Linked DNA regions of Homo sapiens: region 2 is linked to region 1. Evidence: read pairs that join two places in POLR2A ChIA-PET (ENCODE). Cell type or tissue: CD4-positive, alpha-beta T cell. All regions are shown on one strand. Links, peaks and the distances in the headings refer to the core of each region. The heading gives the core; the rest is flanking DNA. Region 1 overlaps CENPF (centromere protein F). Region 2 has its middle 130 kb from the start of CENPF.

Evidence for each region. Peaks named below come from ENCODE experiments on the same cell type or tissue, not always from the same donor. Only the 100,000 strongest peaks of a DNase experiment are listed, where the experiment ranks them.
Region 2: POLR2A ChIA-PET joins it to region 1 with 6 read pairs; 2 of 35 experiments call an interaction of 5 or more read pairs at or near these places.

Annotation. Positions count from the first base shown.
Region 1 is chr1:214,632,660-214,647,932 of GRCh38, forward strand. CENPF (centromere protein F) reads left to right here. Exons shown (of 20, transcript NM_016343.4): 11 at 5,207-5,342; 12 at 7,262-10,665; 13 at 11,898-14,741. Among named protein-coding and RNA genes, the nearest start is that of CENPF, 37 kb to the left of the region's middle. In CD4-positive, alpha-beta T cell, for the core only: no CTCF peak of the experiment used is centred there; a DNase peak (open chromatin) is centred at 8,352; H3K4me3 peaks cover 1,296 bases; H3K27ac peaks cover 2,884 bases.
Region 2 is chr1:214,728,016-214,743,288 of GRCh38, forward strand. No RefSeq gene overlaps it. Among named protein-coding and RNA genes, the nearest start is that of CENPF, 130 kb to the left of the region's middle. In CD4-positive, alpha-beta T cell, for the core only: no CTCF peak of the experiment used is centred there; no DNase peak of the experiment used is centred there.

The DNA of each region.
Region 1 (15,273 bases), core at 5,674-10,673:
AAAGAATATTCCTATTCCATTTGTCAGTTGCTTGTCATGACTGTGTGCCTTTTTCTTTTCTATTCACCAGAAGTAAGTATTACAGAATTTTCTGTATATAACCCATGACAGAATATGATTGCTTATTTTTCTACTCTCTATTCTGTATATAATTACTAATATGCATCTAGCAATTATAGCATATCTAGCAATATGTGTCTACAACATGACTTGTATTAAGAATATGTAGTCCTTCCTTAAAGATTGTTTTAGACCCCCAGGGAGGTGGAAAGATGGGAAAGGAAGGAAGGGATTTTTTAAATGGAAAGAAACAAAATTGGAAGTATCATCTAAATCCCTTTTCTAACTGTTGGCATTTGTGTCTTTCAATATTAAAAACACGTGGAAAGTCATAGATTTAAATAAACAAAAGTAGTGACAGATAAAGAGTTTCTAGATTAAAAATTCTTATAAAAACATCAAGCAATTGTCAATTATATGACTCTGGCTTCAAAAGTGGACACTGACCTTAATGTTCAGCCTGTGCATGCCCTGGTTGACGGTGTCTTTGGAGACTTTGTTTTGTCCACAAAGTGGTGGATGAGGGTTCCTGAATGGCATGGATGCCCTGATGGGATTTTATGCATACATACTTCAATTTGGCTTCTCTCTGAATTTATTTAGTGGCCTGGATTTTATTTTAAAGGGCTTAATTAAGAACCATTCAGTGACAGTTAATAGACTGAAACAATTTGAAGAGAGCCATAAATCAACATTGTAATTTTAAGAAGAGGAACAACACAAGAATGGTAGAAATTTCTTCTCCATCAAACCCCACAGGAAAGAATGTTTTTCTGTTTATTCTTTAAATGTTCTATGATCACTTTTTAGGCTGTAAAGATTAAGAAAACTTTGTCCATAAAGAACAGTTATTTGTTCAGGTGAGGAAAGTCTAAATGTATTTATCCCCACCGCTTTGCAGAGTGTATCATGATGGTAAAATCAGAACATCTGTCAGTAGCAGACAGGTGATTGTTAAATCAGCTAACCCCAAAGGGGCAATACTGCTGGAGATAGGGGGCTGCAGCTCCAGCCACAAAGTGGAAGAAAACTTCAAATCAGATGATAGTTTCATCAGCAAACGTTTTCAAATGGAAGTGTTTGTTTCAGCAAAACAAATGTTTGCCTTTTGGCCAGTGGGGACCAACCAACAGATGCTTCTGCTAACATTTCCACAGGCAGACTGGCATCGAACTCTTCCCTCTGTGAGCTTCCCTTTCAGCCAGGAACTCTCCCGCGACTCCACTGGCTGCCTGGTGGAAACATTTTGTAAAAGCAATCATCTGGTTAAGAGAGTCCAAACACTTTAAAAACTGCTTGCTTGGCCAAGTCGCAGTAGTGGGCTGGACATTGTCTTGCAGGTGTTTCTGAAGACTTGTTCATCCCCACGAGGTCTGGTCCGTGAGCTGTAGCGCTGTCCTCAGTTAATCCCAGCCTGTACTGAGGTGCATGCATCACATTTCACTGGTATATCATTGATGTCTGTGTCAAATGAGGGCATCTGTGTGAAAGTGTCTAGCACCGGGCCTGGGGATGAAGTTAATATTTGTCTTAATTTATGGTTATGTTTATGTATGTGTCATCTTTTGAGGGTGATAGCAAGATTTCAAAGAGTTTGGCTGGCTCTTGTGTTTTGCATTGGGATTGGGACCAGATAACTGATGAACCCAGTTAGAGTGGTGGTGTAACTTAGTGGGAAAATGGTAGTGGCTTTAGAGTGAGTGAGATCTGAGATTGTGTTGCTTTTCTGCCACCTACCACAATGTGACCTTTAGACAGTGGCTTACCCTTTCTCAGTCTGACTTTCCTCATCTGCATATAGGGACAAATCATTCTCCTGCCTTTTCAAGGCTGTATTCTTGGTTAAGTTAAATATTGTATGTAAAGTGCTTAGCCCAGTGCCCAGCACATAAGTGCTCAGTCAGTTATTGCAGTCCAACACCTGCCCATTGCCTTGGTCTTCATCACTGCCATGACCTTTTGATGTTAGCATTGTTTGCTGTCACCTACAGGCACAGAAAGTGTGATCAGGGGACAGTGCACTTGAGATTTCTCATATTTATAATTTTGCCTGTTCTATTACTGTGTCACTCTGGGTATCTTTCTGTGTCTAATTATATGTAAGCACTAACAAATTTAGGACGCTTATAGGTTTTGGATGCCGAAATAATGTGACAGTTGTACTGAAATTTTCCTTGTCTGTGTTTAGTAAACATGCTGCTCACAATGAGAAATTATCAGTACTGGAAATGTGATTTAATGGCCCAATCAAGGGTAAAGTTAACATTTAGTATCAAAGTGAATGGAGGGTTTAGATAAGCTGCTCGTCCACTATCCAGTGCCAGCCCCATAGCATTGGGGTTAGGCAATAAAATACCATCGTTTGACAGTCAAGATGAGGGAACACTTGCCTGGGGACCTTTCCAAGCATAGGGATCTGTATTACACTAGGTCCTCTAAGGAGCTGGCTCTGGCAAGCAAGAGAGATGAGGAGGAAAGGGAAAAACACATTCTTTGCATCCATCCCTTATCCAAGTATATAGGCTTCGCCCAGCAGGGGACGTATTAAGCTATATTCATGGATGGGATCATGAAATGCCACACAGTAGCTGAAATTTGTTTTGTCTGGCCCTAGGAAATGATGCCTCCCTTGCTGCTCCTAAAGCGAAGTTGATCTGGGTGGAATTGCTTGCTAAGCTCTAATGCTGGCTTGTGGTTATAGGGATTTTTGTTGTGCTTTTCCAGCATAGTACCCAATTTTGCAAATCATGTGAGGATGCAGGAGATGCCTAGGAAAATGTATCTTTGTATGCTTAACTCATTGTTGATAATGAGATACCCAATCAAGTCTTAAGTGGCTGTAGCCTCGTGGAAAACTAATTGCTGATGGATGGCAGCTTGCACATCCATTTTCAGATGTTCATTTTCTAAATTCTGGCCTTTTAAAATTCTTGGGTTGGTCATAGCCATAGCATTATAAGCCTGCTGGGTCCCAGGATTGGCTGAACATTTCTTCGTTAGACACAAATATTTACGGAGCTAATGCCAGAATAGAGAAAGTCATGTTAATCTTTCCATTGAGCTTACTATTCATTTAAATGTCTCCAGTTATGGACAGACATGGATCGAGACCAACAAACACATAAACATAAAATTCCCCATCTTTCCCTGGTGCCCTCTCTCTCTTCTTTTTTCCTTCCTTCCTATTGGGACGCACCTAGTTTTGCACAGTGTCTTTCCAGCTTTCTTGTCAAGCCTCCAGATGCAGGTGTCATTTGATTTGATTAAAAAATTTTTTTTTTAGAGTAAGAAAATATTTTTTCATTTGCAAAATAAAAATGCTAAGTCGACCCAGGTAATTACATTCTAGTTCCTCTTCTATGTTGACCTCATTCAGCTGATCTTAGCATTGATTACAGAGATCTGGCTACTGTTAAATTTTGGGAGGAAATACTACTAATAATGCTACATTGCCCCTGTCAAAGTGCTTTAAGATGTTTGTCCTTTCACATCTGTGATCTCATTTGAGGGGTGATTATTCTGAGTCTGAAGAACAAACCAGTCATTATACGTTCCATAATTTAATGATGCTAATTTAAATCAATAACATTGTTGCACCTTAATGATCGTGCTTTGCAAAGTTTAACACTGACTAGTGTGAATGTTAGCCTATCAATCTTGAGATCGGTTGGAGCTGCCCTTTAGTTCTGATTGATATCTTAATTCGATAGAGTGTCAGTTTAGCAGCAGGGAAGCAGGATCAGGACACGGTAGATGGGAGTATAATAACTACAACAGGTTCTGTCTTATTTTAATGATGAAATGAACGCATATACATGAACGGAGCAGCTGCCAGCAAGTTTTCAAGTACTTTCTACTAGCCAGATTCTCCCTCTTCTTGAATTTGGCTTTGCTACATCGGTACCCATCTGCTGGTAGTAACCAGACTGATAATTGAAGGCAGCCTTCCAACACAGTATTGCCACGGCCATCTGTTTTCTAACAGTGCAGTAGGGTTTTGGAGGATGGGTCTTAATTGTTTCTTTAAGATTCAGAATTTTTCCTCTACTTCACAAAGGGGTAATTTTGGTAGGTTTGAAATGCAGTTTAGAAAAAAGTTAGCTTTATATGATTTTTCCCCGCTTGAGGATGTGAGGTGCTTGGTTCTCTTAGCTTGTAATGATTTATGCCAATTCCCTGTGGTCCAAAGGGTGGCATACAGTATAGGTTGAGATACTTGTTTGTTATGTGAGTCTTATGTGGTTAATAAGCAAAAAAGTTTTTCTTTGGCATGTAAATATTGCTTGCTTTTAAGATTCAGAACATATAGGCCTCCCTAGTAGTAGAATGGAACTACACATGTACCTGTGTTACTTTATTGCATGCTGTTGCGTGGATGTCTCTTCAATCAGATGCCCAAAGAACCTGTTTTCACTGTGAAAGCTCAGAAGCTAGAATTAATTCTTCCTCTGTGTTCCAGCCCTCTGATTTCCCATAGCACACTCAATGTCTCTTTAGTATTTAGCATATCCTATTGTGTATTAAATGATTAGTATCACATCTTCCCCCACTGGAGGATGTCTGCCCCAAGGGCAGAGACTCTGTCTTATTTATATTTGCATTTTTTGTAATGCACATTCCAGCATCTTGAATATTGTTGGTTTTCTTGATAAGCATTTATTGAAGGTAATTTTTCCCACAGAATCATTCCTGTAACAGCAAACCTTAAGATGGTTTTGCAATGAAAAGTAAACATATGTGCTGAGATTTTTTTTTTTTTTTGGTTTATTAACAAATCAAATGTTTGCAAAGGTATATTTGGCCATTCAGGTGTGATAGGAACTTGGAGGTTTTGTCTTGAGGATCTTGTAGATAGGATTTTCCTTTTGAGCTTACTCTTTAATAGGCGTATGAACAATGAGAAAGTTCAATGAAACTTCTTGAAAGAAAAAATTATCTTCAGATTTGGGTTTGATGCTGTTGTCTTCTGTTCATAACATTATTTAAGTAAGAATGTCTGACTTCATTAGGTACTCAAACGGGGAAATTGTGATTCTTTCCCTAGTGAGATACACAAACAGTTCTGCTAGGGACCTTTATTAAGGCAGAAGTCATAACTTACTTGAGCATTCGTTTTGGCTATAACCAATTAAAATGTGTGTTTTAGGAAATGAAGAAGGAAAACAACCTCCTTAAGAGTCACTCTGAGCAAAAGGCCAGAGAAGTCTGCCACCTGGAGGCAGAACTCAAGAACATCAAACAGTGTTTAAATCAGAGCCAGAATTTTGCAGAAGAAATGAAAGGTAAGTAAACTTAGTATTTTAGAGTTACCTTTCTAAGCTGCTATTCCCGTGAGAGGGGATGGATGGCATTAACATATTAGAGAAACTCTTTGGATTTTTTTTCATATATTCCCTCAAAAAGATGTGCGCAGTTGATGTGGAAGAGTTTTCCCTCTTCTAGTTTTTAGTTTCCAGAGTGAGAGTGGGACTTTTTTTAATTGGAACATATTGAGTCCCAAACGCCTGATGCTCAGCACTTTGAAATCAGAAGGGTAAATATTTTCCACACAAAGCTAAATTGTCAGTGCTGTCTCTCACCCCCGAGTGCTATTCTCTGTGTCTCTAGTGTGCTTGTTAGTTACATCCAGACAGCTCATCTCCTGACTCATTACCATTTCCCTTATAATGGAAAAACCCTATATTAAATGCATGTTTTCCAAGCTCCTAATGACCATTGTTTTTTGATGACTTACTTGACTGAATGATTTTATTTTCTTATTTTAAAGCCAAAGAATTCTGCTCTACACATCAAATGAATCCACTCTTGGTTTCATATTTGTATGTTTGTGCCGGATGTCTTCTACATACCCTTTATTTTCTCACCTGGGGTGTTTGCATATCTAGAATTTCTTTGAACTCTGTCCTGTGGAATGTGTGTCACACTTCTCTGTGACTATTTTTTTAAAACCCCAATCTTGGTGTGGTGGCGGGTGCCTGTAGTCCCAGCTACTCTGGAGGCTGAGGCAGGAGAATGGCATGAACCCAGGAGGCGGAGATTGCGCCACTGCACTCCAGCCAGGGCGACAGAGCGAGACTCCATCTCAAAAAAATAAAACAAAACAAAAACCCAATCTTCCCAAGACAGCTTTTAGTTTTTCCACAGCAGCAGATAGAAATGTCAGTTTTCAGCTTTCTTGAAGGGAAACTGTAAGAAAAGGAACAGTTGGGGCATTTTTCAGTGTTGATCACCCAGGTGATTGTTTGAGTTGCTCACAGCAAAGTGGGATGAAGCCCTTGTGGTGCTGTCTACATAAGCCCTTAACTATAAGTAGGTAGATTGAGATTGACAGCTTAGAAGTTCGTACTGCTTTCCACTTGATATGATGTCTGAGATTGTAATACATGTTACCTTTATCATCTACTGTGGAGGTTCTCAACTTTCAATCTCCCCCAACATACTTGAGCAACATGAAGCCTTCTTATCACTGTTTAATGAAAACATCGTGGTTATTCCCAACCAGGAGGGGCCAGTATGTATAGATGAGTCATTAGGCAGAAGACAGGGGGTAACGGAGTTTGAAGAAGCTTCCAAATGACTGTGACATTCATAGACACTGCCACCCTTACTATGAGGGGCTGGGATGGGGGTGATAATGTTCCTCAGGAATATTCACATATAGGCCTTGAGAATTACTGATATATGGCATCATTTACTCTTTTCTACTTAAGTCTAATCCTGTGGATGTTTTAGCTAAAATGGTGGAGTACTTATTTACTTTTCTGAGACATCAGAATTACTCTACAATAAAGTGGGATGTTCCCATTTCAGTGCTGTTCTTGTCCCAGTTTTCTCTCTTGGAATAAATATTTGAAAAGATGGTAAAAATATACACATATGTAAACACATACAAAGAAAAGAAACAGTGCTTAGGAAAATCATCCCTTGGTATTTTATTCAATAACATGTTCTTAAGCTGCTAGAAAGAAGATGAACAAATGTGTTACTCTCCTTAAGATAACCATTTTTCTCATTTTTATATAAGATAATTACCAAGTGATCCACTTTCTAGGAGGTACCCAGGCAATAATGCCAGTTTTTCCAGGGCTTGAGTAGTTGTTAGTTTGTTTGGATTTTGCCAGGGGGCGGGGGGAGGGGTTAGCGTTTCTGTAGAATAAACATTTATTACAAACATTGACGACTTTTATTTATTTTTAAATAGCGAAGAATACCTCTCAGGAAACCATGTTAAGAGATCTTCAAGAAAAAATAAATCAGCAAGAAAACTCCTTGACTTTAGAAAAACTGAAGCTTGCTGTGGCTGATCTGGAAAAGCAGCGAGATTGTTCTCAAGACCTTTTGAAGAAAAGAGAACATCACATTGAACAACTTAATGATAAGTTAAGCAAGACAGAGAAAGAGTCCAAAGCCTTGCTGAGTGCTTTAGAGTTAAAAAAGAAAGAATATGAAGAATTGAAAGAAGAGAAAACTCTGTTTTCTTGTTGGAAAAGTGAAAACGAAAAACTTTTAACTCAGATGGAATCAGAAAAGGAAAACTTGCAGAGTAAAATTAATCACTTGGAAACTTGTCTGAAGACACAGCAAATAAAAAGTCATGAATACAACGAGAGAGTAAGAACGCTGGAGATGGACAGAGAAAACCTAAGTGTCGAGATCAGAAACCTTCACAACGTGTTAGACAGTAAGTCAGTGGAGGTAGAGACCCAGAAACTAGCTTATATGGAGCTACAGCAGAAAGCTGAGTTCTCAGATCAGAAACATCAGAAGGAAATAGAAAATATGTGTTTGAAGACTTCTCAGCTTACTGGGCAAGTTGAAGATCTAGAACACAAGCTTCAGTTACTGTCAAATGAAATAATGGACAAAGACCGGTGTTACCAAGACTTGCATGCCGAATATGAGAGCCTCAGGGATCTGCTAAAATCCAAAGATGCTTCTCTGGTGACAAATGAAGATCATCAGAGAAGTCTTTTGGCTTTTGATCAGCAGCCTGCCATGCATCATTCCTTTGCAAATATAATTGGAGAACAAGGAAGCATGCCTTCAGAGAGGAGTGAATGTCGTTTAGAAGCAGACCAAAGTCCGAAAAATTCTGCCATCCTACAAAATAGAGTTGATTCACTTGAATTTTCATTAGAGTCTCAAAAACAGATGAACTCAGACCTGCAAAAGCAGTGTGAAGAGTTGGTGCAAATCAAAGGAGAAATAGAAGAAAATCTCATGAAAGCAGAACAGATGCATCAAAGTTTTGTGGCTGAAACAAGTCAGCGCATTAGTAAGTTACAGGAAGACACTTCTGCTCACCAGAATGTTGTTGCTGAAACCTTAAGTGCCCTTGAGAACAAGGAAAAAGAGCTGCAACTTTTAAATGATAAGGTAGAAACTGAGCAGGCAGAGATTCAAGAATTAAAAAAGAGCAACCATCTACTTGAAGACTCTCTAAAGGAGCTACAACTTTTATCCGAAACCCTAAGCTTGGAGAAGAAAGAAATGAGTTCCATCATTTCTCTAAATAAAAGGGAAATTGAAGAGCTGACCCAAGAGAATGGGACTCTTAAGGAAATTAATGCATCCTTAAATCAAGAGAAGATGAACTTAATCCAGAAAAGTGAGAGTTTTGCAAACTATATAGATGAAAGGGAGAAAAGCATTTCAGAGTTATCTGATCAGTACAAGCAAGAAAAACTTATTTTACTACAAAGATGTGAAGAAACCGGAAATGCATATGAGGATCTTAGTCAAAAATACAAAGCAGCACAGGAAAAGAATTCTAAATTAGAATGCTTGCTAAATGAATGCACTAGTCTTTGTGAAAATAGGAAAAATGAGTTGGAACAGCTAAAGGAAGCATTTGCAAAGGAACACCAAGAATTCTTAACAAAATTAGCATTTGCTGAAGAAAGAAATCAGAATCTGATGCTAGAGTTGGAGACAGTGCAGCAAGCTCTGAGATCTGAGATGACAGATAACCAAAACAATTCTAAGAGCGAGGCTGGTGGTTTAAAGCAAGAAATCATGACTTTAAAGGAAGAACAAAACAAAATGCAAAAGGAAGTTAATGACTTATTACAAGAGAATGAACAGCTGATGAAGGTAATGAAGACTAAACATGAATGTCAAAATCTAGAATCAGAACCAATTAGGAACTCTGTGAAAGAAAGAGAGAGTGAGAGAAATCAATGTAATTTTAAACCTCAGATGGATCTTGAAGTTAAAGAAATTTCTCTAGATAGTTATAATGCGCAGTTGGTGCAATTAGAAGCTATGCTAAGAAATAAGGAATTAAAACTTCAGGAAAGTGAGAAGGAGAAGGAGTGCCTGCAGCATGAATTACAGACAATTAGAGGAGATCTTGAAACCAGCAATTTGCAAGACATGCAGTCACAAGAAATTAGTGGCCTTAAAGACTGTGAAATAGATGCGGAAGAAAAGTATATTTCAGGGCCTCATGAGTTGTCAACAAGTCAAAACGACAATGCACACCTTCAGTGCTCTCTGCAAACAACAATGAACAAGCTGAATGAGCTAGAGAAAATATGTGAAATACTGCAGGCTGAAAAGTATGAACTCGTAACTGAGCTGAATGATTCAAGGTCAGAATGTATCACAGCAACTAGGAAAATGGCAGAAGAGGTAGGGAAACTACTAAATGAAGTTAAAATATTAAATGATGACAGTGGTCTTCTCCATGGTGAGTTAGTGGAAGACATACCAGGAGGTGAATTTGGTGAACAACCAAATGAACAGCACCCTGTGTCTTTGGCTCCATTGGACGAGAGTAATTCCTACGAGCACTTGACATTGTCAGACAAAGAAGTTCAAATGCACTTTGCCGAATTGCAAGAGAAATTCTTATCTTTACAAAGTGAACACAAAATTTTACATGATCAGCACTGTCAGATGAGCTCTAAAATGTCAGAGCTGCAGACCTATGTTGACTCATTAAAGGCCGAAAATTTGGTCTTGTCAACGAATCTGAGAAACTTTCAAGGTGACTTGGTGAAGGAGATGCAGCTGGGCTTGGAGGAGGGGCTCGTTCCATCCCTGTCATCCTCTTGTGTGCCTGACAGCTCTAGTCTTAGCAGTTTGGGAGACTCCTCCTTTTACAGAGCTCTTTTAGAACAGACAGGAGATATGTCTCTTTTGAGTAATTTAGAAGGGGCTGTTTCAGCAAACCAGTGCAGTGTAGATGAAGTATTTTGCAGCAGTCTGCAGGAGGAGAATCTGACCAGGAAAGAAACCCCTTCGGCCCCAGCGAAGGGTGTTGAAGAGCTTGAGTCCCTCTGTGAGGTGTACCGGCAGTCCCTCGAGAAGCTAGAAGAGAAAATGGAAAGTCAAGGGATTATGAAAAATAAGGAAATTCAAGAGCTCGAGCAGTTATTAAGTTCTGAAAGGCAAGAGCTTGACTGCCTTAGGAAGCAGTATTTGTCAGAAAATGAACAGTGGCAACAGAAGCTGACAAGCGTGACTCTGGAGATGGAGTCCAAGTTGGCGGCAGAAAAGAAACAGACGGAACAACTGTCACTTGAGCTGGAAGTAGCACGACTCCAGCTACAAGGTCTGGACTTAAGTTCTCGGTCTTTGCTTGGCATCGACACAGAAGATGTAAGTACCTGGGATTTAAATGCCATTTCTCGGTTTACATGACTAGTGGACACTCAGTAAATGTTTGTCTAATTGAAATGTACATTAAACCTAAGTTAAAATATTTTTAGGGTTCAAGGAAATAAAATACACCAAAATATTTTCAAAACAAACCAGAACTTGAGGAAAATGAGTAAACGTTATTTGAGGAATAAATTTCTATAGGGATTAGATTTACATAGCATTATATAGAATATTACTAAAGATGTTTTTAAAGTCTGGAGAAAATTATATTATGGAGTCAGAAAGTCTTTAGAATGTGTGTTTCCACCCTTTGTGCATTAATAAAGTATACTGAAATAATTAAGAACTTACAAATGGTAATATGTAAATTTTTAATCTCTCCCACTTTTCAGACTATTTTTGATGTTATGGCATTATCGTCATGAAACTAAATACAGCAGATTCTTTATGTATTACTAAACAGTTTTCTCTCTAACAATTTACTGTGGTACAAAAATATGATTTGGTATAAGTCATTTAAAAGGGCTTTTAAAAAATTGAATACATATTTGTTTAATTGCTTGTAACTTTGTCCTTTCTAGCCTGCTAGCTTAATTAATAATGCTATATAGTGTATGCATGTCACTTGATTTCCTCTGTCTATCTCTGTGAGGTAGAGAAGGCAGGTCATGGTGAGGTGATGGCAGGTGTAGGTGCAACAGCAGATCCCCAGTTTACAGATGAGAGGAAAGTGAGGCTCAAATATGTAATTTATCCAATAATGTACAGTAAGTGCTGGATTGGGGATTAAGTCCTTGGACTGGGAATCTGGTTATGAAACTTTACTGCCTTATTAAAGAGTATCATAAATGCTGAAGGTGGAAGCTGAGCATTTTGTTAGCCTCTTATTTAATAATTACAAAGAGATTTCATATTTAGGCTACCTGAATATTCTTAGCAAGGGAAAAATATGAAATTTAAATACATTACAAATTGTAATTGAGCCGAAGGGTTTGTCTTCAAGATAAATGCCTAACCCCAGTGTCTTGCCCATAGGGGCCACTTACTGAACGTATAAGTATGTTGAACATTTGAATGAAGAGAGAAAGATGTAGTGGGAAATTCACCACTTTAAGAGATGTGTTTAGCAGAGGCCACGCATCAGTTTCTAAAAAGTAATAACTAAATCTATTCTATTTTGATTCTTTTTGAAAAATAAAATGCATGCTTGTTATGTATTATAATTACAGGCTATTCAAGGCCGAAATGAGAGCTGTGACATATCAAAAGAACATACTTCAGAAACTACAGAAAGAACACCAAAGCATGATGTTCATCAGATTTGTGATAAAGATGCTCAGCAGGACCTCAATCTAGACATTGAGAAAATAACTGAGACTGGTGCAGTGAAACCCACAGGAGAGTGCTCTGGGGAACAGTCCCCAGATACCAATTATGAGCCTCCAGGGGAAGATAAAACCCAGGGCTCTTCAGAATGCATTTCTGAATTGTCATTTTCTGGTCCTAATGCTTTGGTACCTATGGATTTCCTGGGGAATCAGGAAGATATCCATAATCTTCAACTGCGGGTAAAAGAGACATCAAATGAGAATTTGAGATTACTTCATGTGATAGAGGACCGTGACAGAAAAGTTGAAAGTTTGCTAAATGAAATGAAAGAATTAGACTCAAAACTCCATTTACAGGAGGTACAACTAATGACCAAAATTGAAGCATGCATAGAATTGGAAAAAATAGTTGGGGAACTTAAGAAAGAAAACTCAGATTTAAGTGAAAAATTGGAATATTTTTCTTGTGATCACCAGGAGTTACTCCAGAGAGTAGAAACTTCTGAAGGCCTCAATTCTGATTTAGAAATGCATGCAGATAAATCATCACGTGAAGATATTGGAGATAATGTGGCCAAGGTGAATGACAGCTGGAAGGAGAGATTTCTTGATGTGGAAAATGAGCTGAGTAGGATCAGATCGGAGAAAGCTAGCATTGAGCATGAAGCCCTCTACCTGGAGGCTGACTTAGAGGTAGTTCAAACAGAGAAGCTATGTTTAGAAAAAGACAATGAAAATAAGCAGAAGGTTATTGTCTGCCTTGAAGAAGAACTCTCAGTGGTCACAAGTGAGAGAAACCAGCTTCGTGGAGAATTAGATACTATGTCAAAAAAAACCACGGCACTGGATCAGTTGTCTGAAAAAATGAAGGAGAAAACACAAGAGCTTGAGTCTCATCAAAGTGAGTGTCTCCATTGCATTCAGGTGGCAGAGGCAGAGGTGAAGGAAAAGACGGAACTCCTTCAGACTTTGTCCTCTGATGTGAGTGAGCTGTTAAAAGACAAAACTCATCTCCAGGAAAAGCTGCAGAGTTTGGAAAAGGACTCACAGGCACTGTCTTTGACAAAATGTGAGCTGGAAAACCAAATTGCACAACTGAATAAAGAGAAAGAATTGCTTGTCAAGGAATCTGAAAGCCTGCAGGCCAGACTGAGTGAATCAGATTATGAAAAGCTGAATGTCTCCAAGGCCTTGGAGGCCGCACTGGTGGAGAAAGGTGAGTTCGCATTGAGGCTGAGCTCAACACAGGAGGAAGTGCATCAGCTGAGAAGAGGCATCGAGAAACTGAGAGTTCGCATTGAGGCCGATGAAAAGAAGCAGCTGCACATCGCAGAGAAACTGAAAGAACGCGAGCGGGAGAATGATTCACTTAAGGATAAAGTTGAGAACCTTGAAAGGGAATTGCAGATGTCAGAAGAAAACCAGGAGCTAGTGATTCTTGATGCCGAGAATTCCAAAGCAGAAGTAGAGACTCTAAAAACACAAATAGAAGAGATGGCCAGAAGCCTGAAAGTTTTTGAATTAGACCTTGTCACGTTAAGGTCTGAAAAAGAAAATCTGACAAAACAAATACAAGAAAAACAAGGTCAGTTGTCAGAACTAGACAAGTTACTCTCTTCATTTAAAAGTCTGTTAGAAGAAAAGGAGCAAGCAGAGATACAGATCAAAGAAGAATCTAAAACTGCAGTGGAGATGCTTCAGAATCAGTTAAAGGAGCTAAATGAGGCAGTAGCAGCCTTGTGTGGTGACCAAGAAATTATGAAGGCCACAGAACAGAGTCTAGACCCACCAATAGAGGAAGAGCATCAGCTGAGAAATAGCATTGAAAAGCTGAGAGCCCGCCTAGAAGCTGATGAAAAGAAGCAGCTCTGTGTCTTACAACAACTGAAGGAAAGTGAGCATCATGCAGATTTACTTAAGGGTAGAGTGGAGAACCTTGAAAGAGAGCTAGAGATAGCCAGGACAAACCAAGAGCATGCAGCTCTTGAGGCAGAGAATTCCAAAGGAGAGGTAGAGACCCTAAAAGCAAAAATAGAAGGGATGACCCAAAGTCTGAGAGGTCTGGAATTAGATGTTGTTACTATAAGGTCAGAAAAAGAAAATCTGACAAATGAATTACAAAAAGAGCAAGAGCGAATATCTGAATTAGAAATAATAAATTCATCATTTGAAAATATTTTGCAAGAAAAAGAGCAAGAGAAAGTACAGATGAAAGAAAAATCAAGCACTGCCATGGAGATGCTTCAAACACAATTAAAAGAGCTCAATGAGAGAGTGGCAGCCCTGCATAATGACCAAGAAGCCTGTAAGGCCAAAGAGCAGAATCTTAGTAGTCAAGTAGAGTGTCTTGAACTTGAGAAGGCTCAGTTGCTACAAGGCCTTGATGAGGCCAAAAATAATTATATTGTTTTGCAATCTTCAGTGAATGGCCTCATTCAAGAAGTAGAAGATGGCAAGCAGAAACTGGAGAAGAAGGATGAAGAAATCAGTAGACTGAAAAATCAAATTCAAGACCAAGAGCAGCTTGTCTCTAAACTGTCCCAGGTGGAAGGAGAGCACCAACTTTGGAAGGAGCAAAACTTAGAACTGAGAAATCTGACAGTGGAATTGGAGCAGAAGATCCAAGTGCTACAATCCAAAAATGCCTCTTTGCAGGACACATTAGAAGTGCTGCAGAGTTCTTACAAGAATCTAGAGAATGAGCTTGAATTGACAAAAATGGACAAAATGTCCTTTGTTGAAAAAGTAAGTGGCTATATCTGTTTATGTTTAAATATGTAGTCATGAGGCAGGAAACCATATTTTCTTCTAGACACTGTGAATTGTATTTACTTCTAGACCGTGTCTGCTATATTGGACCAAACTTTGTAAAGGCTTTATGTTTACTGGGTCTTGAATTGCAGAAACACTGAGTTGGCTCTGGCAGTAGTCACTATTCTGGCTGATTCTTTGGGACATGTTCATGGATTGGACCAGGTTTTTAATGTGGCACCTACATAAGGGCAAAGCTTTGGTTTATGCACAGTTCCTTGTTCTAGTTATATTTCCTTTTCTTAGAGTACATCAGAATAGTGGCCTCCCCATATCCAGTTGAGACTCACTGCTATAGAGAGTATAACAGACATTATCTAGGATCGGAAAGGATCTGCCTGCCTTACTGTGTCTTTTTTGCCTTCAGGACAAAGCACTTTTAAAGATACTGATAGATTTGTAACCAACAGAGCACTCATGGCTTCTAGGGTGTGTTTTGGGGATTTCGTGCTTTCAGTCCCTCTTA
Region 2 (15,273 bases), core at 4,332-9,331, 94 kb after region 1:
TGGAAATGCAGAAATCACTCACCTTCTGAGTTGATCTCTCTGGGAGCTGCAGACCGGAGCTGTTCCTATTCGGCCATCTTGCCAGCAACCTAGATGGCCTTTTATGATCAGTGATCCCTCTATCTAAAATAGCTCCTATAACCCACATGACTATTAACCCCTACTTCTGCTTTTTCTTTCTTCACTGAGTTACACTCGACATTATAATGGATGCGTACTTGCTTACTTGTTTATTGTTTGTCATTGACACTAGAAGGTAAACTTAATGAGGGCAAGGGTTTCGTCTTTTGCAGCCTGGGAGCACCAGTGCCTAGAATAGTGTTGGGCAAATAGGAGGTATGCAATAAATGCACTAACAAAAATTGGCTTTTGAATATCGTTCTTTTTTTCTCAACCCCAAGCTCAGAGTTAACCCTACCCAAATCATGATATAACATTGTGATTAGTTAACAAAAAGCCTCCTTTTTATTACTTTAAAAAAATCTTACTCCATATCCATACTCGTTTCCTCTTACTCCTCTTTTCTCTCAAGGCATCTATGCTAATGATTCTGAAATTTCTCTTTGGTTATATATTTCTTTGGATATAAATTTAAAACACTAAAAATAGTGTTTTAAATTTCTGTGTTATAGTGCTCCAGATCCCATCCTGCTTCTTGTGTTCTTTCAGCGTTGTTTTTAAGAGAACTCTGTTAACTACAGGGTGGTATTATTACATATTTTTTAAACCTTTCCACTTCTTCATTGATGGACATCTAGGCTGACCTCAACTCTGTTGCCAAAACTAATATTGGAATGAATAACCATAATACATGCTCCCTTATATATCCATATGAAAGTGTTCTGGGATATATACTCAAGAGGAGGATTGCTAGATTATAGACTATAGGCATAATTAATTTCTTCAAAGACTACCTGATTGTTTTCAAGAATAACCATACCAATTTGTACTTCCATCAGCACTGCATGAGAATCCAATTTTCATACTGTACTATACTATCTTACATCAAATTTTTGCAACCTGAGGAGTGTATATACTTGTTTTAGTTTGTATTTCTTTTATAACTAATAAGGTACTTGTAATTCATTTAAGATTTGCCATCTATAAATTGTCTATTCATATTTTTTATTCATTTTTTATTGGGTTTTGACTTTTTCTTGTTGACTAGAAGGAGTTCTTTTTATATTTTAGATATTAATCTCTTAACAGTTTTGGAAATTGCAAGTATTTTCTCTTCATCTCTTCCCTGTGAATGTGTTGTCCATGATGATTTTTGTTGAATAGAAATTATTGAAATTCCTCAATATTTAAACTTGTGGCTTTTGGTTTCGAAGTCTTACATATGAGAAAATTCTTCAGTACAAAGTCACGAGGATATTTTTACTATGCTTAGTTCCTTTGGCTCTTTTACATTTAGGAACTCACCTTTATATATGGTGTGAGGTATGTATCTAACTTATTTTTTCTTCATATTATTAGTCATTTTCTTCATTACCCCCATTAAACAGTTCATCATTTTTATAGGAAAGTTGCCAAGATGGTACAGAGAGCACTTGCGTACACCTCACCCAATTTCAGTTTCTTTTAATGTCATCATTTTATATCACTGTGGCACATTTTCCAAAACTAAGAGAACAATATTGGTACAATAACTGTTAACTAAGCTGCAGACTTTTATTCAGATTTTACCAATTTTCCACTAAAAAGCCTTTGCCTTTTCTGTTCCAGGATCCAGTCCAGATTATTATATTGCATTTAGTTTTCATGTCTCCTTAGTCTCCTCTGGTTTAGGACAGTTTCTCAGTCTTCCTTGTTCTTTCTGAACTTGACAGTTTCAAGGAGTATAGTGAGGTATTTTGCACAATGTTTTTCATTTGCATTTGTCTGATGTTTTCCTCATAATAAGATTTTGCTTTATAGATGTTTGAGAAGAATACCACAGAAGTAAACTGCCCTTCTCATTGCATAATATTAGAGGATACATGATGTCCGCATTGACATCACTGTAGGTTGAATAGTATCTCCCCAAAATTTATGTCCACACAGAACCTCAGAACATGACCTTATTTGTCAGTAGGATCTTTACAAATGTAATTAGTTAAAGATCTTGAGATGAAATCATCTGGGATTTAGAGTGAGTCCTAAATCCAATCACTAGTGTCTTTATAAGAGAAAGAAGAGGGAGATTTGTACACAGACATACAGTACAGAATATCACTGAAGACACAGGCAGATATTAGAGTGATGCAGCCACAAGCCAAGGAAACTTGGAGATAGCAGAAGCTGGAAAAGGAAAGGAAGGATTCTCCTTAGAACCTTCGGGAGGAAGGTGAAACTGATTACACCTTGATTTTGGACTTGCAGTCTTCAGCATTGTTAGAGAATAAAGTTTTGTTTTATTAAGCCACTAAGTTTGTAGTAATTTTTTGTGGCAGCCCTAGGAAACTAATACAATTTGGCCAGGTTTCTTCATTATAATGTTACTGTTTTCCCCTTTCTATTATCTGTCCTTTGGAAACAAGTCATTAAGTCCAGTCCACACTCAAAGGATAGGGAAATTAAGCTCCAAGTCCTGAAAGAAATAGTGTCAACATGTATTATTTTGAATTCCCCTGTAAAGAAAGTTTGTTTCTTCTCTTCCATTTATTCATTCAGTTATTTATTTATGTCACAATGAACTCATGTATATTTATTTTATATTTTGTATTATAACCCAATACTACATTGTTTATGTTATTGCTGAACTTGTTGCATCCATGGCCAATGGAAGTTCTATCAGGTTGGCTGGCCCCTGTGTCCTTTGGACATTTTCCCATTTTTCTTCTTTTTGAGCACTGTATTTTCTGTTATATAAATATATTTCTTGTGTGTCTTAAAAATTTTATGTATTTATTTATTATTGATATATAATAGCTCATATTTTTGAAGCACATGTGATATTTTGATACATGTATAATCAATAGATTTTTGATGACATTAATCATATACCAAGCTTCTAAATACTATTTTTGTGCTCTCCACTCTGGTGTGTTGATTTTTGTATGTGTGCCAATCCTGTGCTTTTATTACTATGGTTTTGTAGTTTGTCTTAACATATGTTGAAAGGAGTTCCTTCATGTCCCCTGGTCCTGTCCTTCTTCTTTTTTTTTTTTTTTTGTTTTTTTTTTTGATGGAGTCTCACTCTGTTGCCAGGCTGGAGTGCAGTGGCGCGATCTTGGCTCACTGCAACCTCCACCTCCAGGGTTCAAGCGATTCTCCTGCCTCAGCCTCCCAAGTAGCTGGGACTACAGGCACATGCCACCATGCCCAGCTAAGTTCTGTATTTTTAGTAGAGACGGGGTTTCACCATGTTGGCCAGGATGGTCTTGATCTCTCGACTTTGTGATCCACTCGCATCTGCCTCCCAAAGTGCTGTGATTACAGGTGTGTGCCACTGTGCCCGGCCTCTTCTTCTTTTTCCAAAGTATCTTAGGTCTTTGTAAACTTTATTTATTGTTATATATTTTGAATTGTTTGTTAAGTTTCCCCTGCAAATTTTGCAGAGATTTTCATTTGAATTCCATTCATTTTATAAGTTAATTCTGGAAGAAGAATTGATGTCCTTATACTGTTAAGTCATTCCATCTGTGGACATGTTTTAATTTCCTTTATGTAGTGTTTAACATTTTTCATTAGTAGAATTGAAAAAAAAAAACTTCTCAATGAAGTTTTTGAGAGTTGTTACCATTATCTGTGTCATATATTATTGCTCGGATGACCCAAACACTATTTCCAACCCCTTCTGTGGTTACAGAGGACACCCTCATGAATAGTTCTATTTCCTAGCTAGAGGGTAGTCTGGGATAGAGTTCTGCCAATGAAATATAAGCTGGAGTCTGTGGTAAAGAGGGTTCCTGTGAAAAATTCTGATTTCCTGAAAAAAGGAACAGATGAGCCTGGCACCATCTTTTCCCTTTCATTCTGCTTTAAATGTGGACATGCCTAAAGCTGGAGTAGCTGTCTTGCAATCATAAGGGAAAAGACAAGAGTGGTACAAAGACAATATCCCTGATATTATTGTTCCTCTGAACAAATGCAAGCATGCACCCACCTTCAGATATGTGAGAAAAATCAACTTTTAATTGTTTAAATTGTCATAAGTGGGGCTTTTCTGGTATGTGTAGCTGAACAAAAGCTTAAACTGGTATGTAATGTATTTTCCATTGTATTTCCTAACTGGATATTGGTGGCATAAGGGAACACTACTGACTTTTGTAGATTGAGCTCATGTCTAATAATCTTGCTTAATTTTATTAACTTTATTGAACTACCTGTTAGATTGATTTGCTTGAGTTTTCTATGTATATAATCAAACCATTTGCAAATAATGCTAAACTGCCTCTACCCTCCCACTTTTTTCTTATAAGAACAATTTTCCTCATTGTCTCAGTGTACTGGCCAGGACTTGGCAGTACTAATGGTCATTTATTTTACAAAAACTTATTCAGCACCTGTTTTATGGAGGACACTGTTCTAGTCACTGTGGCAAACAAAGCCTCTCCATTACGCTAAGGACATTCCTGTCTTCTTTCATATCTTAAAGAGAATTCATCTAAACTTTTATCTTACAGTTACCAAAATTCTGGTTTTAAATATATATATATATACATACTAATTCTTAAAATGAAAATGAATCAAATGACTTTCAATAACATATTTCTTATTAAATTATATCATAGTAAGGTGTGATAATCTTCACAAGTTTGACTTTTGCAACTTGGTCAAAAACATTCAATGCTTTTTCAATATTTTTCTTCTTTTCTTTTTCTTTCCTAATTTGAATGTCCACTGTACAATACTGAGTTAGTCATAATCCTTGCTTGTGATATAGTCTATAGTCTAATTGTTTGTCTTTGGATTTATTTATTTATTTAGTAATATAACTGATACCCTTGCATTCATTTTCAATTCAAGAGCTATGGTGCAACTTACATCTTCATTTCTGCTTCTCTCTCTTCCTTCCATCTGCCTCTATCCTTCCTGTTATCACTATCTTGAATATTATGCTTATCATTCTCTAATCTTTATTTTCTTAGTTTTAGGCCTTACATTTCCTTTAACATTATACTTAGTTTTGTTTGTTTTTGAACTTTCAAAGATCTCATATGTAGTCTTTTAGGCTTGCTTATTTCTCTCGATAGCTGTGTATTACACAGATAATACCACGTTGCTAAATGTGCCTCTAATTAATTCATGTTCAATGCTGTGTATTATTCCATTGTGTGAATATACGACAACTTATTTATCTCCTGTTCAGTCAGTGCATCTTTTAGTTGTTTCCAGTTTTCTGCTATTATAAAGTGTTGGTATGAACATTCTTGTTGATGTCTTCTTGCTCGTACTTGTGAGATTGTCTTTAGCTGAGAGCATATGTCTAAGAATGAAATTGCTAGGTTGAAGCATATGCACACCTTCAATTTTAGAAGATAATGCTAAAATTTGTCCAAAGTAATTTTACCAATTTATACTTCACTAGTAATGCATAAGAGATTCTATTGATCGACACCTGCTACTACACTTAATGTTGCAGTCTTTTTCATTTTTATCAATCATATAGGTATAATATGGAATCTCATTTGGTCTTGGTTTGCATTTCCCTGATTTCTGCTGATCCTGAGCTCTTTGTAGGTTTATTGCTCATGTGTGATTCTTGTGACGTGACTGTTAATGTTTTATTTTTGGTTCTCTGAGCCTCAGTTATTTTTTCATCTGTGAAATTCGGTTATTAATGCATACTGTATGGGATTTAATCAGATATTGTATGCAAAAATCTGGCTCAGTGTCTGTCACATAGTAGATCTTTAATATTTAATATTTAATCATTTTTCTTTGTTCCTAAGGTCATCTTGTGGCCTTTTGTGCTTTTCTAGATCCTTCCCTCTCTCTCCCTTCTCCCTTGCTCCTTCCTTCCTCCTTCCTTCCTTCCTTCCTTTTTTATGCCAACTTCAGAGCCCTTCTCTTATACTCAGTTCAGTGTCTGAAGCTCTGTAACCTTTATGGACCATCCAAGGAAGCAAAAGGTGCTTACTACCTTTTTGGACTCTAAGAAACTCAGCTGAATGCACCACCGCTGTTGTTTTCTCCACCTATTGAGAAATACTTCTATTTTGTCTGCAACCATGTTTTGTTGACAATTTGTCCAGCCTCTGACCAGAGACTTCTGTTTTCTTTTGAACCCTGTGCCTATTCCTCAGATCTACTCTTCTTTATCAATATCAGCTGAGAGATCATTTTCTCCAAGGCCTCTCTTATTTCTTTCTTTCTCTTTTTTTTTTTGAGACGGAGTCTCGCTCTGCCGCCCAGGCTGGAGTGCAGTGGCGCGATCTCGGCTTACTGCAAGCTCCGCCTCCCGGGTTCACGCCATTCTCCTGCCTCAGCCTCCCGAGTAGATGGGACTACAGGCGCCAGACACCATGCCTGGCTAATTTTTTCTATTTTTAGTAGAGACGGGGTTTCACCGTGTTAGCCAGGATGGTCTCCATCTCCTGACGTCGTAATCCACCCGCCTCGTCGTCCCAAAGTACTGGGATTACGGGCGTGAGCCACCACGCCCGGCCAGGCCTCTCTTATTTCTATCCCATCCTGCAGTAAATTATCAGACACTCACTGAGTCCCAAGATACGACTCTACTGTGAGTACCAGAATCCTCTCACTCTGGGCTTTGCAAGCTTCACTGTGCGTGTGAATCACCTCGGGATCTTGTTAAAATGCAGATTCTGATTCACTACATCTGAGTAGCCTCTGAGAACCTGCGTGTCTAACAAACTCTCAGGCGACGCAGCTGCTGCTAGTCTGTGGACCACACTTAGAGGAGCAAAGGTCTAGGCAACTTCTGAAGGCTTCTTCCAGCACTGGTTTTTTCTGATCTGTGAGTAGTAAACTGTAACATTCTATTCGCTTTGCTATCTTTTCTCTGTTTCCTCTCTGGTTTATTAGCGATTCATTAATTGAGTTAGCAAATGCTTTTTGAGTACCTGTAATGTAGTTGGCACCAATCTAGTGAAAGACATGTGAAAGTGAACAAAACAAACACCCCTGTCTTTAAGGAACTACCACAAATGCAACTTATAAATAAAAAACAAATACCGTGTACTCTTTTATGCTACCTTTTTTTTTCTGTTCCTGATTTCATGAAATAACACTACACCTTATTTTTGGGTAACCAAGACAAATAATAGTACCCCTTTTTAGCCTTGGCTTCATGTGGTATCTTTCTTTTTTAATACTATTTTAAATTTTATTACAGTTTTCAAAAATAAGCCATTTACAATATTATCTTGTTTAGAATGAACAACTTGTATTATTTTGATGAAAGTTAGTAATGGAATAAGCCACACACACACACACACACACAAAGCATCCTAAGACTCTTGCAAAGTAAACATTTAGTGGCTTTTTTTTTTATAAGAGAAAATTTGATTTCTATATCTAAGTTCTCTGTCAGACTGACTTTCCCTGTTCATTGTATGGCTTTTATTTTTCACGGCAGGAAGTAATTCTCAATAAATCTTAAAATGCAGGATGCCTTCATGTGTGCATGCGTGTCTCTCTCTCTCTCTCTCTCTGTGTGTGTGTGTGTGTGTGTGTGTTTGTCTCTATAATACACTTCAAGACAAAGCTTTTGAAGTGGAAGAAACTTCAAAGTTGGGCACCAAGCTTTTGAAGTGGATCTCACCTGAAACTAATTTTCAAAACAAGATAATTATATAGCATTCTTTCTTGTGCTTCATACATGACAGAGAAGAAATTTGTGGTGGCACATAGCACCTCTACCAAAGCCTAATGAATTTAAGCCAATAAACACAGTAGTTAAGGCATTTAACTTAAGAATTTGAAGACAGTAGTAAAAATGTTTTATAAAAGGAAAATTGGACTGGGCGTGGTGGCTCATGCCTGTAATCGCAGCACTTTGGGAGGCCGAGGCGGGTGGATCACCTGAGGTCGGGAGTTCGAGACCAGCCTGACCAACCTGGTGAAACCCCGTCTCTACTAAAAATACAAAAATTAGCTGGGCGTGGTGGCGCATGCCTGTAATCCCAGCTACTCAGGAGGCTGAGGCAGGGGAATCACCTGAACCTGGGAAGCAGAGGTTGCAGTGAGCCGAGACTGTGCCATTGGACTCTAGCCTAGGCAACAAGAGTGAAACTCTGTTCAAAAAAAAAAAAAAAAAGGAAAATCGGAGGTTCCTTTTACTGTCTGTGAGCACCATGGATTAAAACAACTGGTTAATTTGCAAGCTTGCTTTGGCATATGTGAAAATGATTGCGAGGTGATTGCAAAAATGCAAATTTAGGATACTTTAACACATCTCGTCAATCTCAGATTTAATCTATTCTTAATATATATTTAAAATGCAGCCAAATGACCTTTGAAATAGAATAAAAGAATAAAAAGAGATTCTCTGAAAAAGAAAATAAAAACACAATATCTAGTTTCCTTTTTTAAAAAAAGCAAAACTATTGATGGGCTAATTGATTGTGATACAATAGACAGACATTGTAACTATACTGCAAGTTCTCTTGTTTTCTAAAAAAAGTAATTTTTTTTTTTTGAGACAGTTTCACTCTTCTTGCCCAGGTTGGAGTACGATGGCGTGATCTCAGCTCACTGCAACCTCTGCCTGGGGTTCAAGCAATTCTCCTGCCTCGGCCTCCTGAATAGCTGGGATTACAGGCATGCGCCACCACGCCTGGCTAATTTTGTATTTTTAATAGAGACAGGGTTTCTCCATGTTGGTCAGGCTGGTCTTGAACTCCCAAGCTCAGATGATCCGCCCGCCTCAGCCTTCCAAAGTGCTGGGATTATAGGCATGAGCCGCTGCACCTGGCCATATTTTTTCTTATATTTAAATATAATTTCAGATATTTACATTAATCAATGACATGTCAGACTGGAAAAAGTCTAAAACGTTAGAGTTTTAAACTTTCTAATTTATTGTCTCCAAGTAGGGCTGAAAGAGTTGAATAAAAAGAATTTAAAAGCATAAATATTACAATACTAAAGTACAATAGAGGATACATTAAGCTATGGTAGAGGATACATTTATAATACAGTAGGTTATTTTCATCGGGAGATTATCTTAGGACGGAATTTTTATATTGTTACTTCTGATCATATTTTTTTGTTTCAATACTCTCTAGTTTCTAAAACCACAGTGAAGAACATATACATTATCAAAAGAATTTTGAATTCCTCTACCTTGCTCATGTTGGCTTCAGAGTATCAGTTTTTTTTGTTTGCATTCTATCGATCAAGCAAGTCTCCCATCCAGCCCAGTTTCAAGAGGAGGGAGGGAATTGACTTCATTTTTTGATAGGGGGATGGCATGTTTGTATAGGGAGGAAAAAAAGCTGGTGGCAGCTTTCTGGAAATAAGCTATCACAAGGATCATTCTTTGCATGGCGTGTAAATTAACTATTACAAGACTTTGAAGGCCATAATCTATGACTCTGGATTAAACTGTTTCCTGCAATTGTTTACATGATTTCTGAATGGGTGATCTCCTTAGGAAGGGGATGGCTTCTGAGGCTCAAATCCTCTGTATTTTGGAAAACATAGACATTAACTTTGCAGCTGAGGGTGAATGGAAGCAAAAATATTTTGAAAAAACTTAAATCACTTTAGCAACTTCAACATTACAATTATTGTATAATTATAATAATAAGGTAGAAACCTTATTATTAATGTTTTGTTAATGGTAAATGGACTAAAGTACATCTACACAAGAGAAATGATGTTTGAAAAAATGTACCCTCTACCATAGCTTAATATATTCGCTATTGTACTTTAGCATTGTAATATTTATGCTTTTTCTTTAAAATATGTGCTTGAAAAGATAGTGTCTGCTGGTAATAATTTCATTAATGAAGCATAACTACAATTCTGAAGTTGACTCTTTAAACTTCTTATGAGACTATTAAAGTTTGAACACAAATTTTCATTATTAAAACCTGTCAAATGTCTTTGAGCTTAAATACTAGGAGTCTCCTAAAATTCTACTGCTTGATACCTATGTCATGAAAAGTAAAAGTTATTGTATTCTTGGGAAACTAGTAGAGGGAGGAAACAAAAACAAAATTAAATATGAATATTTTTTCCAGCTTTTGTAACATCAAGAGTTCTTGAGATATAATTTATTCTATATCTACACAATTTTTAACAAGTTTAAACAATTATAATTCCAGAGAAAATGAGTATTTAATGGCTGGAAAAGATCAGCACTGAAGAAGAGATGGAGGCTGGAAACTATGGAAGAAGATCGTAGAGTTCTGGTTGCCTTGGGCTCCAATACTTCTTGACTTGGGCTATATGTCCCATGATAAGCATAAGTGACAGTTCCCAAATCAGTTTCTGTCATGAAGGAGAATGGTAAAGAGGGTTCTCCTACTGATAAAAAGCCAGGCTTCTTTTTAGCATGGCATATACATATCATGACATTTAAAACCCATAGTATTGTAAATCAATGTTATCCCCATTTCACTGGTGAGAAAACAAGCTTATTGAGTTCGAGTAACTTGACCAGGGGGATGTGGTTGAAAATGAGGAACTCGAATGTGGTCCAAAGTCCACTGGTCTCCAAAATCCATTCACCCTGCTATTTACCACAGCAGTCCTCAAACTTTTTGGCATCAGGGACCAGTTTTGTGGGAGACAATTTTTCCATGGACCAGGGGGTCAAGGGGGAATGGTTTTGGGCTAATTCAGCCTATTACATTTATCGTGCATGTTATTTCTAGTATTATTACATTGTAATATATAATGAAATAATTATACAACTCACCATAATGTAGAATCAGTGGGAGCCCTGAGCATGTTTTTCTGCAACTAGACGGTCCCATCTGGGGGTAATGGGAGACAGTGACAGATCATCAGGCATTAGAGTCTCATAAGGAGTGTGTAACCTAGATCTCTTGCACACGCAGTTCACAATAGGGTTTGTGCTCCTATGAGAATCTAATGCTGCCGCTGATCTGATAGGAGGTGGAGCTCAGGTGGTAATGCAAGTGATGAGGAGTGGCTGTGAATACAGATGAAGCTTTGCTCACTCACCCACTGCTCACCTCTTGCTGTGAAGCCCAGTTTCTAACAGGCCACGGACTGGTACCTGGAGACCCTGGTTTACAACATATATGAAGAAACATTATAATCTCAACTATCACCCCCATAACCCTGTGAAGACTATTATAATGTAATTTTATAGGTGGAGAAACTGAGGCTTAAAGATTATTTTTTTCCATGCAGGAAAAAAAAATGTAGAGTGACTTGCACAAAAACAAAACTAGTAAACAGAGGGGTCAGGGCACATAGGCATTTCTAATTGCCGTCTCTTTCCCCAGTGCCAAAGCTTGCGAGTCAACTCTTGCTCTCTGGTTTCTGGTTTCTCCACATCACTAAATGTTGAGATTTATTCCTTACTTCATTTATTCACGTATCAATAAACATTTAGTTAGTGCAAAGTATTTTATTAGGAAGGAAAAATATTTAAGGGGGTTGAAATAGTTAAGATGCTTTTCCCTAAATCTTGTCTCCTGAGATTTTTAAAAAATGTGCATTTCATCTTTTCTTGTTTGAAACAAAAAGCAACAGCTCAAGATGGCATCTGACTGAGATTTTATTTTTATTTTTAATTTTTATGTCTGGTCTGGGGTAGGTTGGATCAAATTTTAAAGAAAACCATTTACTTGCAGTTAGCTGAGAATGAATGACCTAGTTTATTTTGTTGGCAAATTGCCTCCTTGACTAAGAAAAAGTCAAGGCCTATGTATGTCCGTGGCTAGAATGATCTCTTTGTGTCATAGAGGCTATGGCCTTGCCTACTCTAAAGCAAGTCACAAACTCAAGTCAAAAAAGGACTTAAGAGAGAAGAAGCACTTTTCTAAGAGAAAATCAAGAGAATTAGAAATAATGCCTTCCTTTCCCAAGTATTTTTTTACTTTTCTTATTATACTTGTCATTTCTATGTCAGTTTCTATATACATGCCATTTCTATGACATGTGTGCTTGTGGTAGCATGGAAACTGACAGAAATGACAGGTATAATATGAAAAGTAAAAAGTACTTGGGAAAGGAAGGCAACATTTCTAATTCTCTTCCAACTTCTTTAATTTTCTAGATTATACCCTTAATTTTTATTTGTAAAACTAAGAGACATATTGCAATAATTATATACTTAAACCTTAAGGTAGATGTTACCTTTTGCATCAACCATGTGTTTTACAACTATGGTATGATTATGAGAAGTGTTTGGAGTGGGGCTAGGTTTGGGGTAGAAACCTTATTATTAGTATTTTATTAATGGTAAATGGACTAAGGTACATCTTCACAAGAGAAATGATGTTTTGAAAAAATACTTAATGACATGGAAAATGCTCATGATATAATAAAAACTAAAAAATCAGGAGACAATATACTATAGCCTGAGACCATAAGACTAGAAAAATAAAAGACTGAAAGGAAAAAAAAAACTTTGTTATCTCTGGGTGGGAATGTTTACTGTGATATTATTTTTCTCATTGTACCTTCTTGTGTTTCTAAACTCTCTGTGGTGATCATGTACAAACATACCTCAGAGATAATGCAGGTTCGGTTCCAGACCACCTCAATAAAGTGAATATTGCAATAAAGTGAGTCACATATAAAAGTTTCTCAGTGCATATAAAAGTTATGTTTACACTATGCTGTAGTCTATTAAGTGTGCAATAACATTATGTAAAAAAGTACATATTTTAAAAAATACTTTATTTCTAAAAATTGCTAACTGAACCTTCAGCACGTTGTTTTCTCTTTGCAAGTAGAGGATTTTGCCTTGATGTTGATAGCTGTTGACTGATGAGGATGGTGATTGCTGAAGGATGGAGCAGTTGTGGCCATTTCTTAAAATAATATAACAATGAAGTTTGTTGCATCAGTTTTCTTCCTTTCAGGAAAGTTTCTCTGTAGCATGTGATACTGTTGATAGCATTTTACACACAGTAGAACGTCTTCCGAAATTGGAGTCAATCTCTCAAACACTGCCATTGTTTTATCAAATACATTTATGTGACATCCTAAGTCCTTTGTGGTCATTTCAACAATGTTCACAGCATCTTCACCAGGAGTAGATTTCATCTCAAGAAACCACTTTCTTTGCTCATCTATAAAAACCAACTCCTCATCTGTTGACTTTTTTTTTTTTTTTAGACGGGGTCCTACTCTGTCACCCAGGCTGGAGTGTAGTGGCCTGAACTCAGCTCACTGCAACCTCTGCCTCCCACGCTCAAGTGATTCTTATGCCTCAGCCTCTCAAGTAGCTGGGATTACAGGTATGAGCCACCACACCAGATAATTTTTGTATTTTTAGTAGAGATAGGGTTTCGCCATGTTGGCCAGGCTGGTCTCAAACTCCTGGTCTCAAGTGATCTGCCTGCCTTGACCTCCCAAAGTGCTGAGATTACAGGCATGAACCACTGTGCCTGGTCCCAGCTAATTTTTTTGTATTTTTGTAGAGATGAGATTTCACCATGTTGCCCAGGCTGGTCTCAAACTTCAGTTTTTTTGCCAAAAACTCCTCAAGTGATCCTCCCGCCTTGGTCTCCCAAAGTGTTGCTATTACAGGTGTGAACCACCATGTTCAATCTGTTAACATTTTATCATGAGATTGCAGCAACTCATTCATATCTTCAGGCTCCACTTCTAATTCTAGTTCTCATTCTATTTCCACCACATCTACAGTTACTCTTGAATTCCTTGAAGTCATGCATGAAGGTTGGAATCAGCTTCTTCCCAACTCCTGTTAATGTTAATATGTTGACCTTCTCCCATGAATCACATTCTTAATGGCGTGTAGAATGGTGACTTCTTTCCAGCAAGTTTTCACTTTGCCCAGATCCATCAGAGGAATCACTATCTATGGCAGACATAGCCTTATGAAATGCATTTCTTAAATAACAAGACTTGACGGTCGAAATAATAACTTGATCCATGGGTTGCAGAATGTATGCTGTGTTATGATGCATGAAAATAACATTCATCTTCTTTGCACATCTCCACCAGAGCTCTTGGGTGACCAGATGCATTGTTAGTAAGCAACAATATTTTGAAAGGAATCTTTTTTTCCTAAGCAGTACACATCAACAATGTGCTTAAAATATTCAGTAAATCATGCTGTAAACAGATACACTGTCATCCAGGCTTTCTTGTTCCATTCCTAGAGCAAAGGCAGAGTGGTTTAGCATAATTCTTAAAGACCTCAGGATTTTTCAGAATGGTCTTTGAGCATTAGCGTCAACTGAGAGTCATCAGCTGAATTAGCCCCTAAAGAGAATCAGCTTGTCTTTTGACTCTTTGAAGCCAGGCATTGACTTCTCCTCTCTAGTTATGAAAGTTCTCGGTGACATCTTCCAATAGAAGACTGTTTCATCTCCTTTGTGGTTTAGTGTAGCCACCTTCATCAATGATATTAGATCTTCTGGATAACTTATGCAGCTTCTACATCAGCACTTGCTGCTTAGTCTTGCACTTTTATGTTATGGAGATGGCTTTTTAAACCTCATGAACCAATCTCTGCTAGTTTCCAACTCTTCTTCTGCAGCTTCTTCACCTCTCTCAGGCTTCATAGAATTGAAGAGAATTAGAGTCTTGCTCTGAATAAGAGTTTGGCTTAAGGAAATGTCATGTCTAGTTTGATCTTCTATCCTGACCACTCAAACTTTTCAGCAACAAAGCTATTTCACTTTCTTGTCATTTTTGTGTTCCCTGGAGTAGTTCTTAATTTCCTTCAGGAATTTTTCTTTTGCATGCATAATTTGGCCAACCGTTCTGGCTCAAGAAACCTAGCTTTTGGCCTATGTTTGTTTTTGACATGCCTTCCTCATTAAGCTTAGTCATTTCTAGCTTTTGATTTAAAGTGAGAGACATGTGAATCTTCATTTTACTTGAACACCTAGATGCCATTTTAGGGTTACTAACTGGCCTAACTCAGTGTTGTTGTGTCTCAGGTAATAGGAAGGACTGAGGAGAAGGAGAGAGATGGGGGAGTGGCCAGTCAGTGGAGCAGTCAGAGCACACACAATTTATTGCTTACGTTTGCTGTCTTGGATGGGCACAGTCCATGGCAGCTCCCCAAACAATGACAATAGTAACATCAAAAATCACCCAACACGGATCACCTTAGCAATGAAAAAGTTTGAGACATTTCCAGAACTGCCAAAATGTGATAGAGAAACACAAAGTGAGCACATGTAGTTGGAAAATTGG